Linked DNA regions of Homo sapiens: region 2 is linked to region 1. The links are chromatin loops, found by intact Hi-C in ENCODE. Cell type or tissue: gastrocnemius medialis. All regions are shown on one strand. Each heading gives the region's core, and the rest is flanking DNA. Links, peaks and the distances in the headings are about the cores only. Region 1 overlaps SHLD1 (shieldin complex subunit 1). Region 2 has its middle 24 kb from the start of CHGB.

Region 1 (8,000 bases), core at 1-8,000:
ATTACTTTTTCTAATGACACACAACACCAGAGGATTGGAAGGAAACATCCAGAATTTGCTCCAGTGTTCTTTTTCATCACTTATGTTCCTTGGGGGTTTCTGTGGTTCCAGAAGCCATTCATGCCTGCGAGACAGCGGCCCTGGGGGAGAATTGAGCTTTTTTCTCTCCTGAGCAGATACGCTTGTTGGATTGCATTAAATGAGCCCCTTGAACCACTGTGCTCAGCCTTGTCTGCACATCGGCATCAACTGCAAGTTTTAATGATCTTGATGCCCGGGACTCATCTCCAGAAGCTCTGATTTAATTGGTATATAGGGCAGCCTGGGAATCAGGATTTTGTAAAAGCTCAAGTGCTTCTAATATGCAGCCACGCTGAAAAACCACTGCCTTAGAGCAGTGCTTCTCAAAATGTAATGTGACTATTAACCACCCAGGGATCCTATTAAAATACAGATTCTAATTCAGTAAAGTGTGAGGTGGAGGCCAATGATGTGTAAATAAGACCATAGAGCAGGAGTCAGCAGCCTCTGGCCTGTGGACCAATTCTGACCCTATGCCTGTTTTTGTACAGCCTGCAAGCTAATAATGACTTTCACATTTTAAAATGATTATTTTTAAAAAGAAGAAGATGTAACTGGGCATTGAAGGTCCACAAAGCCTAAAATATTTACTATCTGGCCCTATACAGGAAAAGTTTGCTAACCCATGATCTATCTTCATAAGGTTCCCCATAACCACTGAAAGTCTCTTCTCAGTATTATCCCACTTTATTGGATCCTATAGCCTCTTGTCTTAGGAATTCCCATACTTAGGAATTTGTTTTTATATAAAAGAAATGAGGTCTGGGTATAGTGGCTCATGCCTGTAATCCCAGCACTTTGGGAGGCCATGATGGGCTGATTGCTTGAGGCCGGGAGTTTGAGAGCAGTCTGGCCAACATGGCAAAATCCTGTCTCTACAGAAAATACAAAAATTATCCAGGTGTGGTGGTGTGTGCCTGTAATTCCAGCTACTCCAGAGGTTGAGGCATGAGAATCACTTGAACCCAGGAGACAGAGGTTGCAGTGAGCTGAGATCACACCACTGCACTCCAGTCTGGGTGACAGAGTGAGACTCTGCCTCAAAAAAACGAAAAAAAAAAAAAAAAAAGAAAGAAAAAGAAATGGCATAAACTGGTAGAATACACAGCCCATGAATTGTTGGTCATAAAATTAACTGCAAATGTAAATATTATTTTAAAATTTCAACTCTATATTTTTTAAAAATTATTTTGTGATTTTATTGTAAATGTAGTTCCAAAAAGACACATTTTCCTTGAATGACATTTTTTTTATTTTAAGTAAAGATTGCCAGGACAGAGAGAACCAAGAGTCACTGAAGATTCCCCTTCAGAAATAGTAAAGTTCTACTGCGTATATTCGGGGTTTGCCAACAATGATTTGAAAAATAAAAGGTTGCTTTCTACTGAAATGCTGAATGAATAAATTTGGGTGCATGAGAGATTCACTGTCTGTGGGTAAACAAGGGGCAGTGTGAGTCTTAAAAAGGAAGATTGTTGAGGGCAATATCTACATTTCACAGATGAGGAAACTGAGCTTTGGAAAATGCAAGTGAAAATCTGAGGACCATAGCGAAATAGTGGCAGGACGAGAACTGGAAGTTGCTCTCCTGATTTGTTTCCAGTTCATATTTTTTCTGTGATTCTGCATTCTACTCAAGAACTAATATTATGATTAAAATGCCTGACAGTATAAAAGGACCAGTTTAAAAACTATCACAGATATTCCTATTTGTCATACATTATGTTTTCCTTTAAGACCCTGAGGATAGGCTGGGCGCAGTAGCTCACACCTGTAATCTCAGCACTTTGGGAGGCCGAGGCGGGTGGTTCACTTGAGCTCAGGAGTTCAAGACCAGCCTGGGCTACATGGCAACCCTGTCTCTACAAAAAATACCAATAAATAGCTGGGCGTGGTGGTGCCTGCCTGTAGCCCCAGTTATCTTGGGGGCTGAGGCAAGAGGATCACTTGAGCTCAGGTGATGGAGGCTACAGTGAGCCGAGATTGTGCCACTGCACTCCAGCCTGGGTGACAAAGTGAGACCCTATCTCAATAAATAAATAAAATGAAAATAAAACCTTGAGGATATTTATAATATTAGCTGCTTTCACGTCCTTGTTTGTTAATTCCATCATCTTTATCATTTCAAGATCTGTTTCTGTTGACTGATTTTTCTCCTGATTATAGGTAATATTTTCCTGCTTCTTCCCATGTCTAGTAATTATGAGATGCTGGACTTAGTGATATTACATTGTAGAGTGTCTGTATTTTGCTGCCTTTTTATAAAAAGTATCAAAGTTTGTTATGGCAGGCAGTTAAATTACTTGCTTATCAACTTGATCCTTTCAAGACTTGTTTTTAAGCTCACGGGATATTTTCTCTCTCTCTCTCTCTCTCTCTCTCTCTCTCTCTCTCTGTGTGTGTGTGTGTGTGTGTGTGTGTGTGTGTGTGTGTGTTGGGATTACAGGCGTGAGCCACTGCATCCAGCCTAAACTCACTAGGGAGATTTTTTGAATAGCCTGTACTCTGTAGCTAGTTTAGCTTGCTACCAAGGTTTAGCCTTTCTGGGTCTGTACTGAATATCCCAGGTATTCAACAGTCATCTCACTCTGGCTGTCAGAACATGCATGTCTCCCAGCCCTGTGTGAGTTCTGGAAGTTGTTCAGCTCACAGCTCCCCTGGCTGTGCCTGGCATTATGACTTAGTGTTCACTGTGAAATACTCAAAAGAATCCCTATGCTGATTTCTGGAGCTCTTTATCTGTTTAGCTCCCTCATCTCCAGGACTCAGCTTCAGAAATTCCAGGCACCTGAAACTGATCTCTGTCTCTTTGCTGAGGAAACTGCTGTGAGGCAGTGAGATTGCTGTGCTCTGTTTGGATTCCCCTTCCCTGCGCTGTGGTCTAGGAAGTGCCTCCAGCAGAACACTGGGGGCAATTGTAGGCACATCTTGCGTCCCTTCTCTCAGTGATCAAAGTCCTATACTAACTGTGACCAGGATCTGAAAGCAGTTGTTTTTTGTCCAGTTTTCTTTTCTTTTTCTCCTTTTTTTCTTTTTCTTTCTTTTTTTTATTTTTTTATTTTTTTTGAGACAGCCTTGCTCTGTTGGAGTGCAGTAGCACTATCTCGGCTCACTGCAACCTCTGCCTCCCAGGTTCAAGCGATTCTCCTGCCTCAGCCTCCCAAGTAGCTGGGATTACAGACACCTGCCACCACGCCTGGCTAAGTTTTGTATTTTTAGTAGAGATGGGGTTTCACCATGTTGGCCAGGCTGCTCTAGAACACCTGACCTTAAGTGATCCACCCGCCACAGCCTCCCAAAATACTGGGATTACAGGCGTGAGCCACTGCACCAGGCCATTTTGTCCAGTTTTATAGCCATTTATAGCAGAAGGGCAAATTTGGTATAGTTAACTCTGCCATTGCCAGAGGCTGTTCACTTAGATTTGTCTTGTAACATTTTTCTGTAGTAAGTAAAGGCAGGGATCCTGTACCCATTTTATAGGTTAAATAATGCAGAGTTGCCAAGAAATAAGAGGGTTGGAATCACATACTGGGTTGGTTGGTAGGTAGGTCATATGATCCAGGAACTCTTGGTCCTTGCAAGGAGATAGGAGGAAATGCTCAAATTTGTCTCCCCAAATGGGGGCCTGGGTTGAGGTTTATAAGCATATGGTAATGAGGCGTGAATGAGGTGACTGGATTGATCTTGGAATGAGGTGATTGATTGGATCTTACAATAAGGCGATGATGTTGGGGGTCATGATCTAACTGGAATCCACCATGGGGTGACTCCAGGGCTCAATCTGATTGGATCCTGGATCCTGCCATGCAGTGTCCACTTCTGTTTTGTTTTGTTTTGTTGAGATGGAGTCTTGCTCCATTGTCCAGGCTGGAGTGCAGTGGCATGATCTCAGCTCACTGCAACCTCTGCCTCCTGGGTTCAAGCAATTCTTGGGCCTCAGCCTCCCAAGTAGCTGGGACTACAGGTGTGCGCCATCACACCCAGCTGATTTTTGTGTTTTTAGTAGAAACAGGTTTCTCCATGTTGGCCAGGCTGGTCTTGAACCCCTGACCTCAAGTGATCTGCCCGCCTCAGCCTCCCAAAGTGCTGGGATTACAAGTGTGAGCCACCGTGCCCCGCCAGTGTCTACTTCTTAATTCAGTCCCACTCCTCGGTCTGAGCACTTAGGTTCCCCCTAGTGGAACTAAGCATGGTTGCATGCTTGGTTCATCTGGGCATGCTCAGGTTATGAGACCTGAGGGTCCGTGACAACTGAAAAACAACTCACAACTTTGTTACGTAAAAGTTGAACCAGATTGATCTGGTGTGACCACACTCTTACCCTTATCTGTTATTTCTCATTCCAAACTTTGCTTATTAACTGTAATGTTTGCCTTTGTAATTGCTTCACTTTCATCACATATAAGAAGTACTCAATGAATGCTTACTGATTTCATGCACTGTAGGAACAACACCGACTATTGTCATGTTGGCTGTTGTCATATTAAAACATCATGTAGGCCAGTCATGGTGGTTCACATCTGTAATCCCAGCACTTTGGGAGGCTGAGACAGGAGGATCCTTTGAGGTCAGGAGTTCGAGACCAGCCTGGGCAACACAGCAAGACCCTGTTTCTACAAAAAATAAAAAAATTAGCCAGGCATGGTGGAGTACACCTTTAGTCCTAGCTACTTGGGAGGTTGAGGCAGGAGGATGGCTTGAGCCCAGGAAGCCAGGGCTGCAGTGAGCCATGATGGTGCAACTGCACTCCAGCCTGAATGACAGCGTGAGACCCAGTCTCTTAAAAACAACAACAATAAAATCATCATGTAACTTGCTAAGACAGCCACACCTTTGTGTTGTGCCTAAAAAATTACTGAGTTCTGGTGGATACATAATGAGGACTTGACAGTGTTTTTTTTTTGTTTTTTGTTTTGTTTTTAGAAGGAGTCTTGCTCTGTCGCCCAGACAGGCTGGAGTGCAGTGCTGTGATCTCAGCTCACTGCAACCTCCATCTCCTGGGTTCAAGTGATTATCCCGCCTCAGCCTCCCCAGTAGCTGGGATTACAGGCGTGTGCCACCATGCCTGGCTGATTTTTCTATTTTTAGTAGAGACAAGGTTTCACCATGTTGGTTGTCCAGGCTTGTCTCCTGACCTCAGGTGATCCGCCCACCTCGGCCTCCCAAAGTGCTGGGATTATAGGCGTGAGCCACCATGCCCAGCCAGTCTTATTAAATGCTTCAAATATATGTCACATTCAGCTTCATGTCCCTGATGGTTCCCTGCACCATGCTACGCCAATAAACACTCAACGGATACTCAACGGATACAAAAGAGTATTTGGTAGATCTTCAGAGACGGAAAGCAAATTCAGTGCCTTTATTCAGCAAAAATTCAATGAGCAGCTGCTATGTGCTGGACACTGTGCTAGCCCCTGGGGATGAAGTGTGAATTAAAGGCAGTGTCTGCCCTCTTGAAGTTCACCACCCAGTGATAGAACACCCAAGAAACCAGCCTCCAAGATGTTCAGATTAAAAGAAATTCTTCCACAGTGACATTTTCACCAGGCAAACTCAGAGTTGTTTGACATGAGAAGGTTTAAAAAAGGATAGTTGTGAAAGACCAGGCAAAGTTCACAAAGTGAAGAAGGGAAAATATTATTTCAGACTGATATTAAATGATGGCCTAGCCTGCTGCCATACTGTCTCACAGGGAAAAGTTTTATTTATGTCTCCTTTGATCTTTTCTCCTTTTTGTCTCTAGGTTTGATGTACAAGCTTTAGCTTGGGCCTTTGATTTACAGTGTTCTGGAGAAAGAGACCAGGGATGACAAAGCCAACCAGGCTGTTACCTAAAAACCTGATATATTGTCCTAGATCTAGGCTGTCTTAGAGCTACACAAAGAATTTCCAGCAGACTGCTCAGGAAGAGCCTGCTGGGAAGGCAGTTCCCCTAAAGTCCCATAAAATAAAGAGCTTCCCAGTCCTTCTTTGATATCCACGGTTTGCTTAAGTATTGGATGTTAAGGCAGCAACTTCTAGTCCTGTGGAAAATCTTTTAATATCTGTGCTTAATCAACTGAGAAAATAAAAATTTATAGATCCATCAATGACAAATATATTAAACATGGGGCTTTAAAAATTGCCTGGAAGTCTGTGACCAACATTTTTTTAGCCTGTAAAATATAGTTTGTTTAAACTTATTAAGGCTGGGCGTGGTGGTGGCTCACGCCTATAATCCCAGCACTTTGGGAGGCTGAGGTGGGCGGATCACCTGAGGTCAGGAGTTCGAGACCAGACTGGCCAACATGGTGAAACCCCGTTTCTACTAAAAATACAAAAATCAGCCGGGCGTGGTGGTGTGCACCTATAATCCCAGCTGCTCAGGAGGTTGAGGCACGAGAATCGCTTGAACCAGGAGGCGGAGGTTGCAGTGAGCTGAGATCACACCACTGCACTCCAGCCTGGGTGACAGAGCATGACTCTATCTCAAAACAAAACAAAACAAAACAAAAAAACTTGATTATAGTATACTGGATATTGAGGGATAGGGAATTTAGTTATCAGCTGGGAGTAATAACAAATTTCTGGAAAACTCAAACATCGATCATATCAGAGTTTCTGAGGATCAGAAATCCAGGAGGGGCTTAATAGGGTAGTTCTGGCTCAGGGTCTGTCATGAGGTGGCCGCCAAGTGAAACCTTCCCTGGAGCTGGAAGAGCTGCTTCAGAGAAGACTGCCACCGGATGCTTGGCTGGAGTTTTCAGTTTTTCTCCACATGGGCCTCTCCCAGGGCTGCTGAGTGTCCTTGAACTGTGGCAGTCAGCTTCCCCACAGTGAGTCGTGAGAGAGGGAGACAGCCAAACAGAAGCCCTGGAGTCTTTCATGATCTCATCTCAGACATGATGGGCCATCTCCTCTGCTGCACTCGACAGTCATACAGACCAACCCTGGGACCACATGCAAGGGGACCACCTGAGGGTGTGAGTGCTAGGAGGTGAGGAGCCATCCTGGATGCTGGCTACCTCATAGGTGACTGGCCAGGCAAAGTTTATTAACTAAAAGTTCTTTGTGTTGACTCAGGTGAACTAACATTTACTGCTTCAGTTGTTCATTTAATTTAATTTTCTTGAGAGATTTAAAGTAAGTGCTCAAAGCCAGGCATGGTGGCTCATGCCTGTAATCCCAGCACTTTGGGAGCCCAAGGCGGGCAGATCACCTGAGGTCAGGAGTTTGACACCAGCCCAGCCAACACGATGAAACCCCATCTCTACTAAAAATACAGAAAATTAGCCGGGCGTGGTGACGGGTGCCTGTAGTGCCAGCTACTTGGGAGGCTGAGGCAGGAGAATCACTTGAACCTGGGAGGCAGAGGCTGCAGTGAACCAAGATCGCACCACTGCACTCCAGCCTGGGCTACAGAGTGAGACTCTATCTCAAAAAAATTAATTAATTAAAAATAAATAAATGAATAAAGTGAGTGCTCAGAGCTGTGTTGCTTTGTTGTGTGCATGTGTGTGAGTGTGTGTGCTTGTGTCCCTAAGTCCCAGCAGTGAGACAAATTGTGTGGTTCCTTATCGTACCTGAGAAGCAGGGAGCAGCCACCAAGAAGACTGTTACAGTGGGTGAGTTGTTTATGCCCTGCTTAAGGCCAGCCCCTCCACTTAATCTTCATCTCCTCTCTCCTAGTCATGGACTTCACACCCACCGTTAACCCCTCACTCCTGCATTATCAATCTTTCTCTCTTGACTGGCTCATTCTTGGCTACATACAAAGATGATGTAATATTTCCCATCTAAAAAAAAAAATCCATGACCCCAGGTTCCTCTTTAGGTCCTGCCCTGTTTCTCTGTTCCTTTTTATAGCAGAAGGCTATGAAAGATGTGTCTTATTTGTCTATACTCACTCTCTCCACCTCTTACCTTCCCGATTTCTC
Region 2 (16,710 bases), core at 3,747-11,746, 68 kb after region 1:
CCTGAGTAGCTTGGATTATAGGCACATGGCACCAAACCCAGCTAATTTTCTTTTAATTGTTTTAGAGATGGAGTCTTGCTATGTTGCCCAGGCTAGTCTTGAACCTCTGGCCTCAAGCAATCCTCCCACCTCAGCCTCCCAAAGCAGTGGGATTACAGGTGTGAGCCACCATGCCCAGCCTGATACTTTTAAAGGTCTGACAGAGAAACCTTTACCACAGGCTGCCATCTATTTTGTTCTCAGGACTACTGTCTGAGAGATTTCATCTGCATAGTAAGACAGGCTTTGCTTGACTTGCCTTTCTTCCCTTCACCCTCCCATAACCTGTTACCACCTATCCCCAGGAGCCCCAAGCTCCTATTTCTTTCCATATGGTATAAGAACTTCAGTCATCTGGCTCTTCTTTGAGTCTCATATTTTGTATGGCTTCTGTGCATTTGCATGTAAATAAATTTATATGCCTTTTCTCCTATTAATCTGTCTATTGTCCATTTGTTTTACAGACCCAAATTATTGAACCTTCAGAAGCAGGGGGAAGAAAAATTCCCTTCACCCCTACAGTGGATTCTGTTGTCTGCAGGTGGTAACGCTGGTGGATAAAAATCTCTTTTTGAATTATCAGCTATATGTCGGTCTTGCCTATTCAAAAATAAACAAAAATGTAATTTAAAAATGAATAATGTAAAAGGGTGTGATCTAAATCTTCCCCAATCCCTGTTTAATGTCTGTCTCCCAAGCAGTCCCTCTCCCTCCTGACCTTGACCTCTCATTTTTCCCTGAAGCACAATCTTGAGCCCTGCTTGATCCGTATGAAACCGCTATTTTTGTTGGTCAAAATAGCCAAGAACTAGCAATTCCATAGTCTTCAACTTCACACTTGCCATTTGTATTAGTCTGTTCTCAAGCTGCTAATAAAGACATACTTGAGACTGGGTAATTTATAAAGAAAAGAGGTTTAATTGACTCACAGTTCCACATGGCTGATGAGGCCTCACACTCATGGCAGAAAGAAAATGAGGAGCGAAGTCACATCTTACGTGGTGACAGGTAAGAGAGCTTGTGCAGGGGAACTCCCATTTATAAAACCATCAGCTCTCATGAGACTTATTCACTACCGTGAGAACAGTAAGGAGGAAACTGACCCCATGATTCAATTATCTCTACCTGGTCCCTCTCACTGCACGTGGGAATTATGGGAGCTACAATTCAAGACGAGATTTGGGTGGGGACACAGCCAAACCATATCATCATTCTTTGGAATTTATCTTCCCTCAAAACTCCAGCTATTATTCATCTGCCAATTTTCAAGTCTTTACCAAGTTTCTATCCTATATAACTCTAATTTCCCATGGAACATTCTACTCATATGTGTCCTTGTCGCTTTAAAGAAAATGTATAGAAAATCAAATGTATCCTCTTTCCCACAAGTTAATATTCTCATTTGATGCCTCTAATCTATCCATGGCACTAACATTTGCTGTCACTCAGGCTTGACGAAGTGTGGATTCATTATGACTTTTACTTCTAAATGTCTCACTGTATACAGCAAGAAGTGGTGGTTAAGAGCTGAGACACAGGAGGCGGCCTGCCTGGGTGTGAATTTTGACTTGGCCATTTATTAGTGTATGTCCTTGGGCATGTTATTTAACCTGACTGTGCCTCAGCTTCCTCAACTGTAAAACAGGAATAACAATAGTGCTTAGTTCAGGAGGCACAAATGAGTTCAGATTTTTACAGACAGTTCCTGACTTATAGCTCAACTTAAGGTTTTTTATCTTTACAATGGCATGAAATCATTCAGTACACTCCTCAACTTTTGATGGGATTACAATTTCATAAACCTATCATAAATTGAAAATATTCTAAATCAAGCAACTTAAGATATTTTCAATTTATGATGGATTTATCGGGATATAACCTCATCTTAAATCAAGGAACATCTATATAGTATTCAGAACAGCACCTAGTATATAGTGGTTTTTTTAAATTTGTTTGTTTGTGATGAAGTTTTGCTCTTATTGCCCAGGCTGGAGTGCAATGGCTTGATCTCAGCTCACCGCAACCTCCGCCTCCCAGGTTCAAGCGATTCTCCTGCCTCAGCCTCCCAAGTAGCTGGGATTACAGGCATGTGCCACCACGCCCGGCTAATTTTGTATTTTAAGTAGTAACGGGGTTTCTCCATGTTGATCAGGCTAGTTTCGAACTCCTGACCTCAGATGATCTGCCCGCCTCAGCCTCCCAAAGTGCTGGGATTATAGGTGTGAGCCACCGCACCCAGCCAGAAAGCACTTTGGGAGGCCAAGGTGCACAGATCGCTTGAGCCCAGGATCTTGAGACCAGCCTGGGCAACATGGCAAAACCCTGACTCTACAAAAAAATACAAAAAATTAGCTGGGCTGAGAGGCGTGTGCCTGTAGTCCAAGCTACTTGGGAGGCTGAGGTACGAGAATCACCTGAACCTGGGAGATAGAGGCTGCTGTGAGCCATGATTGTGCCATTGCACTCCAGCCTGGGGGGCAGAGTGAGACCCTGTCTCAAACACACACACACACACACACACACACACACACACACACACAACCTCTTACACCTGCCTTGTCTTTTTCTTCCCAACACCATCACCTGCATCATTTTCATCTCCTTAAGGACCTCCTGAAGGTTTTCCCTGCTGCCAGTTCTCCCCTTTTCAGCCTCTTCCATTCACTGTTGCTACCACGTTGATTTTCCCAAATCACCGAGGGTATCCTATCTCATCCCCCACAGAAAGCTCCTTAATGCCAACAAAAGGAAGCCCCACCACAGGTCCACACTGATCGAACCCAGATGTCCTGCCCTCTCCACATTTCTGAGACTGGACCCGCCAAAACATTCCTTTCCTTCTCTAGCTCCCACGGCTCTACCCAGCTACTCATTTGCACTTTAACTGCTACACAGCAGGACTGTCCTTTAACTGTTAACATGTGTACATCTGCCTTCCTTGAACAGGCAGAAAGTTCTTGAAGGCTGGAGAGCTTATACCACCCATACCAGGCACAGAGTAGTGCTGGGTAAATAGCAACCAAGACGTAATTTTTTTCTGTATTCACACTTCCTTTTCAGCTTCCTGGTGGAGTCAGCTTGACAACATCTTTCTCTTTCCTACAACTGAAACTATAATTTTAAAACCAAGAGCAAGGGGCCAGTGTCGGAGATGGGTTCGTACCTTCTGAAAGACATCATGGTGGAAGGAAGAGTCCAGTTGCAGGCGTGAGAGGCTAAAGCACTTCCATTAACGAGCAGGGTGTCCAGTGAGGCTCATCTACCTCCTCTGAACTTCATTTCCGTGTCTGCAAATGAGGACATTAACAAAGCTCCCGGTCCCCCTCAGGCTTAAACGTTCTGTGACAAATCTCTAAGAGGGTGGATTCGGGAAACTAATTTTCAAATTAATTGAGCAGTGTGGAGTTATTGCACGGAGAATTAAACTGCTGTCCATAACAGTTCATTTCCTGAGTTTGTTTATCAACCACTGTTTAATAGGCACTATTTATTCTGCAGTATCATGGGTGGAGTGCTATGGAGACACAGAAGTTGTATCTCACCAGATCCATAGCTTCAAAAAGTTTATTATGTAATTAGAGTTTATTATATAATAAAAGCTCACCAAGCTCATGATCTGGCAAATGGCATTGTTTGTTTACCTAAGCCTTCTTTTGTAAAATAAGAAAGTTTTACTTGAATCATTATGTATAATACCCCTGGGAGCTGTGTGTTCTATGTGTCATTTCTATGTTATTTTATTTGAAATACACACACACACAGTATGTTTCAATGTAAACATATGCATTTAAAATGTATATTTTTAAATATCTCCATCAACAGGCTGATTTTTAAAACTTTTCAATATACCAAATAATGTAGATTTTCAAATATACACAAAAATAGAGAGAATTGTATTATGAACTCCATGTACTGATCACCTACCTTCAACAGCCATCAGCTTTCTGCCATTCTTTTTCAGCAGATCCCACCACCACCTCCCTCTGTGTGTGTGTGTGTGTGTGTGTGTGTGTGTGTGTGTGCGCCAAGACACTGCTCCTCAAGCTAAGGACTCTTTTGTTCAATTTCCGATCTGCCATGGACCAATACCAGCACACAGCTCACACCCAAGCCACACATAACACACTATGCAGGTTTGACAACACCCAAACTAAGTTCTATTCTCATTAGAGTCCACCACTCACTACTTGGATGCCATGGCAATGTCAAAGTACTATAGCCATTTCTAAATATTTGTTGTCAATTTCTGCACTTATTACAGACCAAGAGCACACAATTTGCAAACTGGCCCCAATCCTCAGACTTTGAGTAGTACTGCATGCGCTAGAGTATTTTAAAATAAAATCTACGGCATTATTTTATTGCAGCTGCAAATTCAGCATGTATCTCCAATGGATAAGTATGTTTTTGTTGTTGTTGCTCTGTCACCCAGGCCGGAGTGCAGTGGTGTGATCTTGGCTCACTGTAGCCTCTGCCTCCCAGGCTCAAGTGATCCTCCCACCTCAGCCTCCCGAGTAGCTGAGACTATAGGTATGCACCACCACACCCGGCTAATTTTTTTGTATTTTTGGTGGAGAAAGCATTTCACCATGTTGCCCAGGCTGGTCTGGAACCCATGAGCTCAAGCAATCTGCCCGCCTCGGCCTCCCAAAGTGCTGGGATTATAGGCATCAGCCATGGTGCCCAGCCTTGTACTTTTTAAAAACAACCAGAATATAATACTCCCAAGAAAATAATCAATAATTCCTGAACATCATCTACTATTTAGTCCATATTCAATTTTCCCCAGTTGTCTCAAAAATGCCTTCTTACAGTTGGTTTGTTTGAATCAGGATTCAAACAAGGATTTTGCATTTGGTTGACATACCTTTTAAGCCAAACTATAGTAGTCTCTCTCTCCTTTAAAAGCTGCTTTTAAGCCACTCTCCAAATAGATTGGTTTACCATTAACTATAAAAGGTTTCCTGACCCATATTGCTTCAAGCAGTTTTTCCATGCATTTGCTTTGTGCCACAGTGTGACTGTGGCTTAAAAACCAATTACTTCTTCCCCCTAAAAATGCCCATTATCTGTGCCTATTAGAGGCACATTTACATTCCCCAGACTTTTTGCCAGGGCACCAGAACTATTTAGATTACCATGTATTAAAAAAGTGCCAGTCACTCTCACTGTCTTATCACCTCTGGTTCTCTTTGTCTCCAATGGGCCCATTCATTGAGCAGATATCTGTGCATGTTGTTAAATGAACCATGGATGTTCTTGCCCTTGATGTACCAAAGCAGTGTTTACCAGGTACATTCATTTCTTCGGGGACCTATGCAGACATATAGTGGGCATAGTGGGAAAGTGAGGAACTGAATATGACTTGAGATACTCAAGTGATTTGATTTGGACCAGACCCATCTGTGGCTGTCACACAATGACATCTTTTTCCATACTCGTCACCACTAAGGCTACAGGAGCTCAGGTAGCTTTGGGTCTTCACTGGCCAACATTTTAGGAAGAATCATAGAAAAATCATAGAACAGAAAAATAATCTCAGCAACTATGCAGTCAAGCCCCCGAAGGGTTGGAGACAAAAGCCCCCACAGCTATCTAGATGCCTCCTGGACAAGGGCCCAGGTCTCTGACCTCCAGAGGAAGCTCTGTGTATATGGGATATCAATTTCTATGCCACTCAGGGTTCTCAGTTGCACATAACAGAAGAGGATTCTGGCTGACTTTAATAGAAGGATAGTAGGTGGCTAATAGAATTGACAGGATGGGTAACCAGGTTTTGAAATCAGGCAGGCTCTGAGGGAGGCCAGGCAGCAAGGACACAGCCTAGGCCATGCTTCAGGGGCAGTCTGGGTAGGATGTCCCTAACTGTGGCTCTGCTGCCACTCTGGCTGCTGGACATCAACACAACTGAACACAGGAGCCAGATGCTGCGGCTGCTTGAAATTCTAAACTATCCCTGAGTCTAAATTAAAAGTCCTGGTGTAGGCAAAAGAAAGAGAGATCAGACGGCTGCTGTGTCTATGTAGAAAGGGAAGACATAAGAAACTCCATTTTGACCTGTACCCTGAACAATTGCTTTGCCCTGAGATGCTGTTAATCTGTAACTTTGCCCCAACCTTGAGCTCAGAGAAACATGTGTTATATGGAATCAAGGTTTGAGGGATCTAGGGCTGTACAGGATGTGTCTTGTTAACAAAATGTTTACAGGCAGTATGCTTGGTAAAAGTCATCCCCATTCTCCAGTCTCGATAAGCCAGAGGCACAATGCACTGCGGAAAGCCGCAGGGACCTCTGCCCTGGAAAGCCGGGTATTGTCCAAGGTTTCTCCCCATATGATGGTCTGAAATATGGCCTTGTGGGATGGGAAAGACCTGACTGTCCCCCAGCCTGACACCCGTGAAGGGTCTGTGCTGAGGAGGATTAGTAAAAGAGGAAAGCCTCTTGCAGTTGAGAAAGAGGAAGGCCACCGTCTCCTGCCTGCCCCTGGGAACCGAATATCTCGGTATAAAACCCGATTGTACATTTATTCTATTCTGAGATAGGAGAAAAACCGCCCTGTGGCGGGAGGCGAGACATGTTGGCAGCAACGCTGCTCTGTTATTCTTTACTCCACTGAGATATTTGGGTGGAGAAAAGCATAAATCTGGCTTACATGCACATCCAGGCATAGTACCTCCACTTGAACTTATTTGTGATACAGATTCCTTTGCTCACATGTTTTCTTGCTGATCTTCTCACTATTATCACCCTGCTCTCCTACCGCATTCCTCTTGCTGAGATAGTGAAAATAGTAATCAATAAAAACTGAGGGAACTCAGAGACCGGTGCTGGTGCTGGTCCTCTGTATGCTGAGCGCCGGTCCCCTGGGCCCACTGTTCTTTCTCTATACTTTGTGTCTTATTTCTTTTCTCAGTCTCTCGTCCCACTTGACAAGATATACCCACAGGTGTGGAGGGGCAGGCCACCCCTTCATCCTGGGTGGGAGCATTTGATTTGCTGAGACTAGATAATATGACTGTCCTCTAGTGGCCAGGGACCAGCAAAAGGGCATCTGGCTCCGCTCCTTTCTATAGTGGGAAGTAGATCCTGCCTGCCTTCATGACCACATCACAGAGGGAAGGGCATTAGGATGCTAAGTAACCCCTACAACCGCAAATGACTATTTCACCTCCCCATTTGGACTTCTGTGAGCATATAGACATCACCAACAGTTTTGTTTTCGTTTTGCTTTTCTTGAGACAGGGTCTCACTCTGTCACCCAGGCTGGAGTGCAGTGGCATTATCATGTCTCACTGCAGCCTCTGACCTCCTGGGAACAAGCAATCCTCTAGCCTCAGCCTCCTGAGTACCTGGGACTGCACGCATGAGCCATTATGCTTGGCTAGTTTTTTATTTTTTAATTTCTTGTAGAGACGAGCTCTTGCAATGTTGCCCAGCCTGGTCTTGAACTCCTGGGCTCAAGCAATTCTCCTACCTTGGCCTCCCAAAATTCTAGGATTAGAGGCATGAGCCACTGTGCCTGGCAGTTACTTTATTTCTACAAAACATGGAGGCATTTCCTATCACTCCTCAAATGAGTTACACCCCCCACAAAAAGCACTGTTCTAAGTGCTGAGTTTGCAAAGGCTTTAACCTCACTGAAGGGGAAAGAATTTCTTCTTCTGTCTCGCTAGTTCACTGATTGCCTCCTTCTGGCCCAATGTCTGGGGGAAAACCAAAGATCAATGTGTCCACTTGACTTTTGCTCAGATGCTTAGTGTGCAGTTAGCTTCCAGGAGCATGGAAACTTCTTCTCCAAGGGTTCCATTAGTGATTAGACGTGCACTTTAAAGTATGTCATGCTGCCACGTATCAGACTGGGACAGAGATGAACTGGAACATGAGAGATGTGTTGAGGTGACAGCCAGGATTCTGCCATTGTTCTTTCAGTGTATTTCTGATGCCTCTCAAATTCCATAAGGGGAGGTGTTGATGTCTGTGGTTAAGTAACATGAGGCCAGAGCTGACGCTGTGGCAGCTGCTCCCAAAGGCACAGAGTTTCTTCGTTGCCAGGAAAAGATGCCCTTGAATTTTCTGGGCTGAGGTAAGAAAGTTTGGCAGATCCTGCCTTCTCTGCTTTCTGTTTGCCTTAATGGATATCAAGATAGAAAATAAGGAGCCAGAAGGACCTTCAGAGAATCTATTCACGGCCTGTGTGTCTTAGGCTCCCCCCAGAAATAGACTCTCCGGCACAAATTCAAGTGCAAGTAGTTTATTTGAGTGGGAAAGCAAGGAACTGAGACAGGAGAGGGAAAGAAGCAGTAAAAGGTACATTATCAAGCAAGTTACCACTGTGGGCATCTGGAACTTAAGCCTACTGGAGCCAGTGCAGATTGTAAGCTTCAAAGTTATCCTGCAAAAGGAGTAAGGCAGCTAGGGTATTTAAACACCAGTCCCCATCCATCTTTGATTGAAGGCTGAAACTGGGAGGGCACTAATTTCCAAGTGCTTCCAGCTTGCTGTGTGAATGGGCAAAGCAAGCTCTGGCCACCAGACAAAGCCCTCGGGCAAAGAGGCAGATGCTGGCAGTTGAAAGTCAGGTGCTGTGGCACAAAATGCTAAGGCCCGAGGGGGCATGGGCAGGGCACCCAAAACATCTGCTGTACTGTGTCCACTCTCATCCTCCAGACTTGTGGACAAACTTCCTGTTCATCATTCATTCAAAGCCCAGCATAAATCTTCCCAGAATCATCCGGGCGTGGTAGCTCACGCCTGTAATCCCAGCACTTTGGGAGGCCAAGGCAGGCGAATCACCTGAGGTCGGGAGTTCAAGACGAGCCTGACCAACATGGAGAAACCCTGTCTCTACTAAAAACACAAAATTAGCCTGGCTTGGTGGTGCATGCCTGTAATCCCAGCTACTCAGGAGGCTGAGGCAGGAGAATCACTTGAACCCGGGAGGCAGAGGTTGTGGTGAGCCAATATCGCACCATCGCACTCCAGCCTGGGCAACAAACTCCGTCTCAAAAAAAAAAAAAAAATTCTTCCCAGAATCAATCAGGAGGTGCACATCCTCCACCAGATTCCTAATTGGTACAGGTGGTTTATTTCACTATTTACTGCTCAATAACTCTCTACCCGTGTTGCAGAGTCACTCAGGTTTAATCTTCTTTCAACCCTGCCAGAAAACTCATCAGCAGCCCACAGACCCTGACCACAGCCCTGGCATAACTGAATAAATGCTGACTAATTGACTAACTCTCATTTCCTTCTATTCAGCAAATGTCCTGGATATTTGGAAATGCCACAGTTCACAGCCAATGCACTTTCAGCAGGTCCTGAAAAATGATTTGGAGAGGTTTACAATTTGCTAAATGTGTTGAGTCTGGGATTGGTAGAGAACCATGACCTTGGGAGAATAGAATGTTTCTCTTCTCTGGGACATAGGTCGGGTTCCTTCGGGACTATGGATAGAATTTGCTTAAACTGTGGGTCAGCTAGTTGTGAGTTGGCAACTTGGGGATGTCTGTGAGAGGCTGGGATTGTGGGGAAAGCAGAAACACTTGCTTAGTTTTGTCTGGTGTGCGAATATCCTACTAAGATTTACTGAAGGAATAGAAAGACCATCTGAGGTTTCCCATGTGATCTTATATTAATGAAGGGATATCTTTGAGTCTCATGTCTTGCTGGTTTTCATCATTCATTTTTTTTTCTTTTTCACCCTGAGTATCAGCCTTTAATAGAAATTGTGATATCTCAGGATCAGGTGGTTACATCAAAAAGAACCTTAATAGGTCACCTGGGCAGTCTCTCAGTCTCCAGGCTATACCGTGCTTAAACTATTCCTAACAGGACGCTGCTTATCCACCGTCTGGAAATTTTTCCAAAAGTGGGGTCAGGCTGGGTGCAGTGGCTCACTCCAGACCGACCAGCCTGGCCAACATGATGAAACCCCATCTCTACTAAAAATACAAAAATTAGCCCGGCTGGTCTGGCTACTCGGGAGGCTGAGGCAGGAGAATCGCTTGAACCCAGGAGGCAGAGGTTGCAGTGAGCCGAGATCTCGCCATTGCACTCCAGCCTGGGAGCAGAGCGAGACTCCATCTCAAAACAAAACAAAACAAGACAAAACAAAAGGGGGTCAAAGAAATGCCATCTGCATTATCAGCACATATAGTTTTCTGCCCAGATCATAAAGTTTATAACATCTGCCTTATTTATATCAAATATGTCATCTATGTCAATGTTTACAGCTATATCATTTATCTATAGGCTGTATCTTATAACATCATTTGCCTCTATATTTACACATACTCTGCCTACATCTGTGTTCACAGCTTTATCATCTACAGCTACATTTTCATCTTTACTATCTACATCACCTATACCTATGCTTATATTACATCATTATCTACATCAACATTTTTATCTACACCTTCTGTACCAGTGGTTCTCAACTGGAGAAACTTTGCCCAGGGACATTTGGCAACTTCCAGAAAGACTTCTTATTGTTACAACTCAGGGTTGGGGGAAGAAATGCCCTCAGCATCTAGGCCAGAGATGCTGCTAAATCCCAGGGATACTGCTAAATCCTGCAATGCACAGGACAGTCCTTGACAACAAAGATATATCCGGCCTAAAATATCAATAGTGTTGAGGTTAAGAAACTCTAATCTACATCACCTACCTCATCTGCATCCATATTTACAGCTATGCCATGCACATCTGCATCTATATTTGCATCTACTCTATCTAAATCTGTGTATATATCTACACCATCTACTCTACATTGGCATCTACGTAGTCGACAGCTACCTCTACAGCATCTACAATATCTATGTCAACTACATCGACGTCATCCACTCCATGTACATCATCCACATCTACGGGATCTAAACTTTGCATGCACATCTATATCTAATTATATAGATGATATAACAATCAACACATGCTTGTTATATCAAAATGAGTGGTCCTTTTAGACTAGAAAGCAAATCTAATTTTAATTTTTCCCTCCACTGGCCACACACATAAAACGTGAGTGGAACAGATCCTTACCTGGCAGGGGAGATACCATGATCATGAAGGTGGTTTTCCCAGGGTGAGGTTCCACTGCACTCCAGAGGTGCTGATCCTGTGATTTCCCCAAATGTGGGAAACGCAACTGCATAATTTGTGGCAGTGGGAACTATGTTCTCACTATCCCCTGTTTTTGTTGTTGTTGTTGTTGTTTGTTTTTTGTTTTTTTTGAGACGGAGTCTCACTCTATCACCCAGGCTGGAGTTCAGTGGTGCAACCTCGGCTCACTGCAAGCTCCGCCTCCCGGGTTCACGCCATTCTCCTGCCTCAGCCTCCCGAGTAGCTGAGACTACAGGCAGCCGCCACCATGCCCGACTAATTATTTTGTTTTTTTTTTTTTTTTAGTAGAGAAGGGGTTTCACCGTGTTAGCCAGGATGGTCTCGATCTCCTGACCTCGTGATCCACCCACCTCGGCCTCCCAAAGTGCTGGGATTGCAGGCATGAGCCACCGCGCCCAGCTCTCCCACTTTTTTAAAAAAGGGAGTAGAACAGAGGCCAATCATTGTCTATTATACTCCTTAAAGTATAAGAGGCATGAGCTGTTTTCCAACTTTGTCCTTGCTAGCAAACACCTCAATATTGTTGGTTTATGGGCTTTGATAAGCAACGAAGGAGGCTTCCATTTTGATTTGGGTCGAAGTGAGAAGTTAAACACGTGCCTGATAAATTTCATTCCTGCTCTGTCTTTGCTTGCCAGCATCCCGGGATGAGAGGGCATCAGATGCAGAGACACTTGTGTCACAATTCATCACAATGGTGATAAAGAATAGTTTCTTCTCAGAAGAGCGATCACTGCACTTAGAGAACCTGATATGGTTGATCACATCTTGTTCCACCGGAACTGGTCTGGGCTGGAAAACACGCAGTTGACACATGGGAAGCCGCAGATGCTGCTATTTCACCCTGGGCTCTTTGGGCCTCAGAATAGTAAAAGACATCTGATTCCATGACCAAAACAGCAGCTCGGGTTGCCACGTTCAGTTAAGCTTCCTTAGGTACATGAGCTGATTTGTCAGCCAAGATAAAAGTCAAGTGATGTTTCTAGATGAAATTGAGAACACGGGAGATAGACAAACAAGAGCAAATCCCTGTGGCTTCTTTAGCCTGTGACATTTACTCAATAACTTCGCTTCCTGGTAGAAACCCATGCCTCCTGGAGACCATTATTTTTCCTCCAGGAACAAGATTGGCCTGAGGCAAAGTTTCAAAACAGACTCTTACTCACCTTTTTATATTCTCATTTTTTGTAGTGTTTTCAAATTCTCAATAAATATTAATACTAATACCTAGAACTTGGAAATGAGAAATCGGAAGTTATTTACTCATTATTCTGGATTTAACATTTTTTGTTTGTTTGTTTGTTTTGAGACTGAGTCTGGCTCTCTAGCCCAGCCTGGAGTGCGGTGGCACCATCTCGGCTCACTGCAACCTCCGCCTCCTGGGTTCAAGCAAGTCTTGTGCCTCAGCCTCCCGAGTAGCTAGGATTACAGGTGCCCCCTACCACGCTCGGCTAATTTTTGTATTTTTAGTAGAGACAGGGTTTCACCATGTTGACCAGTCTGGTCTGAAAGTCCTGGCCTCCAGTGATCCACCTGCCTCGCCCTCCCAAAGTGCTGAGATTACAGGCATGAGCCACCGTGCCTGCCTAGATTTAACTTATTTTAATAAATAAGAAATATTCTGTCTAGTAGTATTTACAAAGAACTATAACCTATTGCAAATATCCAAACCTTGTCAAAGGCTAGCAAACATTACTAAGTAGTTTTTGAATCAAATCTAGCCCAGCAAAGTTAACAGCATTACATAGAAATCGCAATTCAAAATCATCAATTTATAGATTTTTTTGCTTCCAAAAGTTGTTATTTCTTGGAACATCACTCTTAGGGTCTGTGTAAAGTATGCTATAAAAAGTGCAAAGTTCTTTTTTCAATTTTATTTTTAAAACTTTCTCTTTGTTTTTTTGAGATGGAGTCTCTTTCTGTCACCCAGGCTGGAGTGCAGTGGCACAATCTCGGCTCACTGCAACCTCTGCCTCCTGTGTTCAAGTGATTCTCCTGCCTCAGCCTCCTGAGTAGCTGGGACTACAGGCACCCGCCATCATGCCCAGCTAATTTTTATACTTTTAGTAGAGACAGCGTTTCACCATGTTGGCCAGGCTGGTCTCAAACTCCTGGCCTCAGGTGATCCACCTGCCTCAGCCTCCCAAAGTGCTTGGAATACAGGTGTGAGCCACTGCACCTGACCTAAAAAGTGTAAAGTTCTTAATATTTATTTTATTTGCAAAAACGCCTCCCAGTTAGCAGCAGACAGGGCCAGGAACACATGCTTGTAACATGGTATCAGTTATAAGCAAGGCAGACTGATCAGCCCATGGCACCTTCTCTACATGTGCTCCCTGCCTTGCTCTCAGAAACGTTGACCTCAACCTTCAACTGCTATGTCAGTTGATCTTGCCTTCAGTGGATCCCTCGATGAATCTCTCAAACCACTGGGGCCTCTGCTGATTGTTAAGCTTTAATTCTCGCAGAATTGCAATACATTTTTTCCATTTTCTCAACTGATTTGTCTCAGAATTTGGGATGTAGAAGAGTATATAAATTGTCCAGAAATGCTGGGAAGGAATTTTCTCATGGCCACACTACTCATCACGTCATCAGTGGGGACTCCCTCTTTCCTGGCCTGTTGCTCTGACCACCCAAACTTCCCTTCTACCTGGTCCGTCTCGGCTTACCCTTTTCCCTTAATCATTTAAGCTTCAAGGATACACACTCCCTACCAGAAAAACTCCAGGATTCTCCAGGCTGGACTTTAGACTTGAAGAGAACAGCAATCCAACTGAACTATTTCACCCTGAAGTATGAATAACTAATATGCCTTCTGTAGGAATTAGAAGCATAATCAAAATAACAAATATTTCTGCAAGTATGGGAAAAATAGTCCAACAAAGCATTCCCTTCAGCGATAGCAGAAGCAAAGGTTTTCAAGGGCCACCTAGATGATAAACTGTGGGCACTGGGCTGGATGTGAGACCGTAAAGAGTGGTGGAGACAGAGTGTGGTCAAACTTCAACTAAAGGCGTTTGAATTCAAATGTTTAAGACAACCAACCAGTAAGAGCCAAACATAACTCACTTTAGTGACAGCCAAGCTTGGCCCTCAGGCTACTAGTTTTTTATCTCTCTGTTGAATACTCCAGTGAGATATGGGCCTAATGGAAGCCAATTCTTGTTGCTAAGCCAACTTCAGATCCCAGAGAGTTAGAATCACAGATTAAAACGTTCTAACCACCATAATTAAAAAAAAAAAAACCAAATAGGTAAAATGTCATCATTTTTAATGTTAGACTTTTAATAAATTTAGTAATTAGATGAGAAAAATCATGTCCCATATGTAGGCTACGTATTTGTAAACAAGGTAAGGTGAGGAATTCAGAAAATTATAATTACATGCTCCTCCCATTTAACTAGTGCACATACGTTAGAAATGTTCCCTTATATTACATAATTGGTTGATCACCCTTATCCGTATACAAATTCAAATGAAATCCTAATGGTAAAATGAGAGCATAGCTCACTGCACTACAGCCTTGAACTCCTGGGCTAAGCCATCATTCTGCCTCAGCCTCCCGAGTAGCTGGGACTATACATAGGCATGCACCACTGTGCCTGGCTAGTCACTGGCTTTTTATCCATTAAATATATCCTGAATGCAGTGCAATACTCACCACAGTAGCTTGATGTGATTCTTCCCTTTTAACTCTGTTGGAAACATTTTCACAGTCGAAGTTTGTCTTATGTGTACAAATGTGCACAATGTTGTCTCCCTGTGGCCTGCTGTTCTAGTAACCAGATTTTTATTCCCTTAACTGTGACATTTGACTGCAATGCTGCATAAAAGGCACCATTTGGGGGGAGAAAAGATTTTAATCAACATATACCTCAGCTGCTCTATCTCTTCTTAACATGATGGTGGGTTTCCTCCAATACAAAGGGTCTCAGTTCCCCTATAGAATTTTTCTTAGCATGTCTGTGATTACTTGAAGTGTTATTCGTTAATGACTTCCAAATCTTTCTACCAGGTTAAGGTGATCTTTGCAATGCCAAAGATATTGAACTCTACTTGGGCCCTAAAATCTCATTGTCCTTCTTCCTTGATGTAGACATTGAAGATTTTAATATCTCATTTCCATCTCCATCACTTGAGATTGTTGAGATGGTTCTTGCCCACCTGGGACAGAACATCAGCCAGGCAGAGGAAGGAATGTGAGCATTAAAAGCCAACAAGGCTGTTTCAAATCAGAGTTCTGTCATAAATAGCTGTGTCACCTTGAGCAAATTGCTTTTTTTTTTCTTTTTTTGAGATGGGGTTTCACTCTTGTTGCCTAGACTGAAGTGCAATGGCACAATCTCGGCTCACTGCAACCTCTGCCTCCCAGGTTCAAGTGATTCTCCTGCTTCAGCCTCCCGAGTAGCTGGGATTACAGCTGCCTGCCACCACACTCAGCTATTTTTTTTTTTTTTTTTTGTATTTTTAGTAGAGACAGGGTTTCACCATGTTGACCAGGCTGGTCTCGAACTCCTGACCTCAGGTTATCCACCTGCCTCGACTCACAAAGTGCTGGGATTACAGGCGTGAGCCACCATGCCCAACCTGCTTAACGTCTCTTAACTGTGCTGTTTTTATCTTCAGGACGAGCATAATGAACTCTGCCTCATGGGAGTATTTTAAGGATTCACAGAAATGATGTTTAAGATGCAGGAAGCACATCATAGGAATGGAGGAGGCTTATAGAAGCCCTCAATACATGGGAACGGCTCTTATCCTTCCCCATCCATTGCCCATCCCTTCTACATCCCCACCTCTTTTTCCTTATTCATCCAATTCTGTGTCGGTTTCCTTGGGCTGCAGTAACAAACTATCACAAACTTGGTGGCTTAAAACTTATTCTCTCACGGTTCTGAAGCTAGAGGTCTGAAATCAAGAATCGAGGTTTCACCAGGACTGTGTTCTCTCTGAATCCTACAGGGAAGCATCCTTCCTTGCTTCTTCCCAGTTTCGGATGGTTGACAGCAATCTTCTGCATTCCTTGGCTTGTATTAGGTTGGCGCAAAACCAATTGCGGTTGTTGCCATTAAAAGTAATGGCAATTGGTTTTGCACCAACCTAATTGCTACATATCTCCATGTGTCCCTCTTCACATGACATTCTTTCCTGGGTTTCCTCTGCTTCTCTGTATCCAAATCTCCCTCTTCATATAAAAACACCAGTTGTTGAATTTAAGGTCTTGATTCAGTATAACCTCACCTTAACTAGTGACCTCTGCAAGGACTCTATTTCTAACATAAGATCACATTCTAAGGGTCCAGATTAACTTGAATTTTGGGGGGATTCTATTCCACCCAGTATCTTCACTTTGGGATGTTCAAGTCTTGCCCACCAGGAAGGCCCAGATCAGATTCCATCACCTAGGTGTATTGTCCCTAACTGACAGCTGCTATGACTATCCCATGGTATAAACCATGGGAACACATCTGTCCTATGCCCAGCGGTGCACTGGTAAATGTTTAGCAAACAGCTCCACTGAGTAGGTGCTGGCAGGGAAACCCTGATATA

Evidence for each region. A loop is a pair of places that touch in the nucleus more often than their neighbours do. Peaks named below come from ENCODE experiments on the same cell type or tissue, not always from the same donor. Only the 100,000 strongest peaks of a DNase experiment are listed, where the experiment ranks them.
Region 2: a loop joins it to region 1, with 5 times the contacts of the local background. A loop is called at or near these places in 4 of 110 quality-filtered maps.

The regions. Positions count from the first base shown.
Region 1 is chr20:5,814,958-5,822,957 of GRCh38, forward strand. The region is part of intron 2 of SHLD1 (shieldin complex subunit 1); the gene reads left to right. Among named protein-coding and RNA genes, the nearest start is that of SHLD1, 69 kb to the left of the region's middle. RefSeq lists an enhancer at 7,871-8,000. In gastrocnemius medialis, for the core only: no CTCF peak of the experiment used is centred there; DNase peaks (open chromatin) are centred at 1,968 and 3,334; H3K27ac peaks cover 1,862 bases.
Region 2 is chr20:5,878,987-5,895,696 of GRCh38, forward strand. It overlaps the pseudogene RNU1-55P. Among named protein-coding and RNA genes, the nearest start is that of CHGB, 24 kb to the right of the region's middle. RefSeq lists a silencer at 13,315-13,525. In gastrocnemius medialis, for the core only: a CTCF peak has its summit at 7,037 (motif pointing left); DNase peaks (open chromatin) are centred at 8,025 and 8,619; H3K4me3 peaks cover 491 bases; H3K27ac peaks cover 6,628 bases.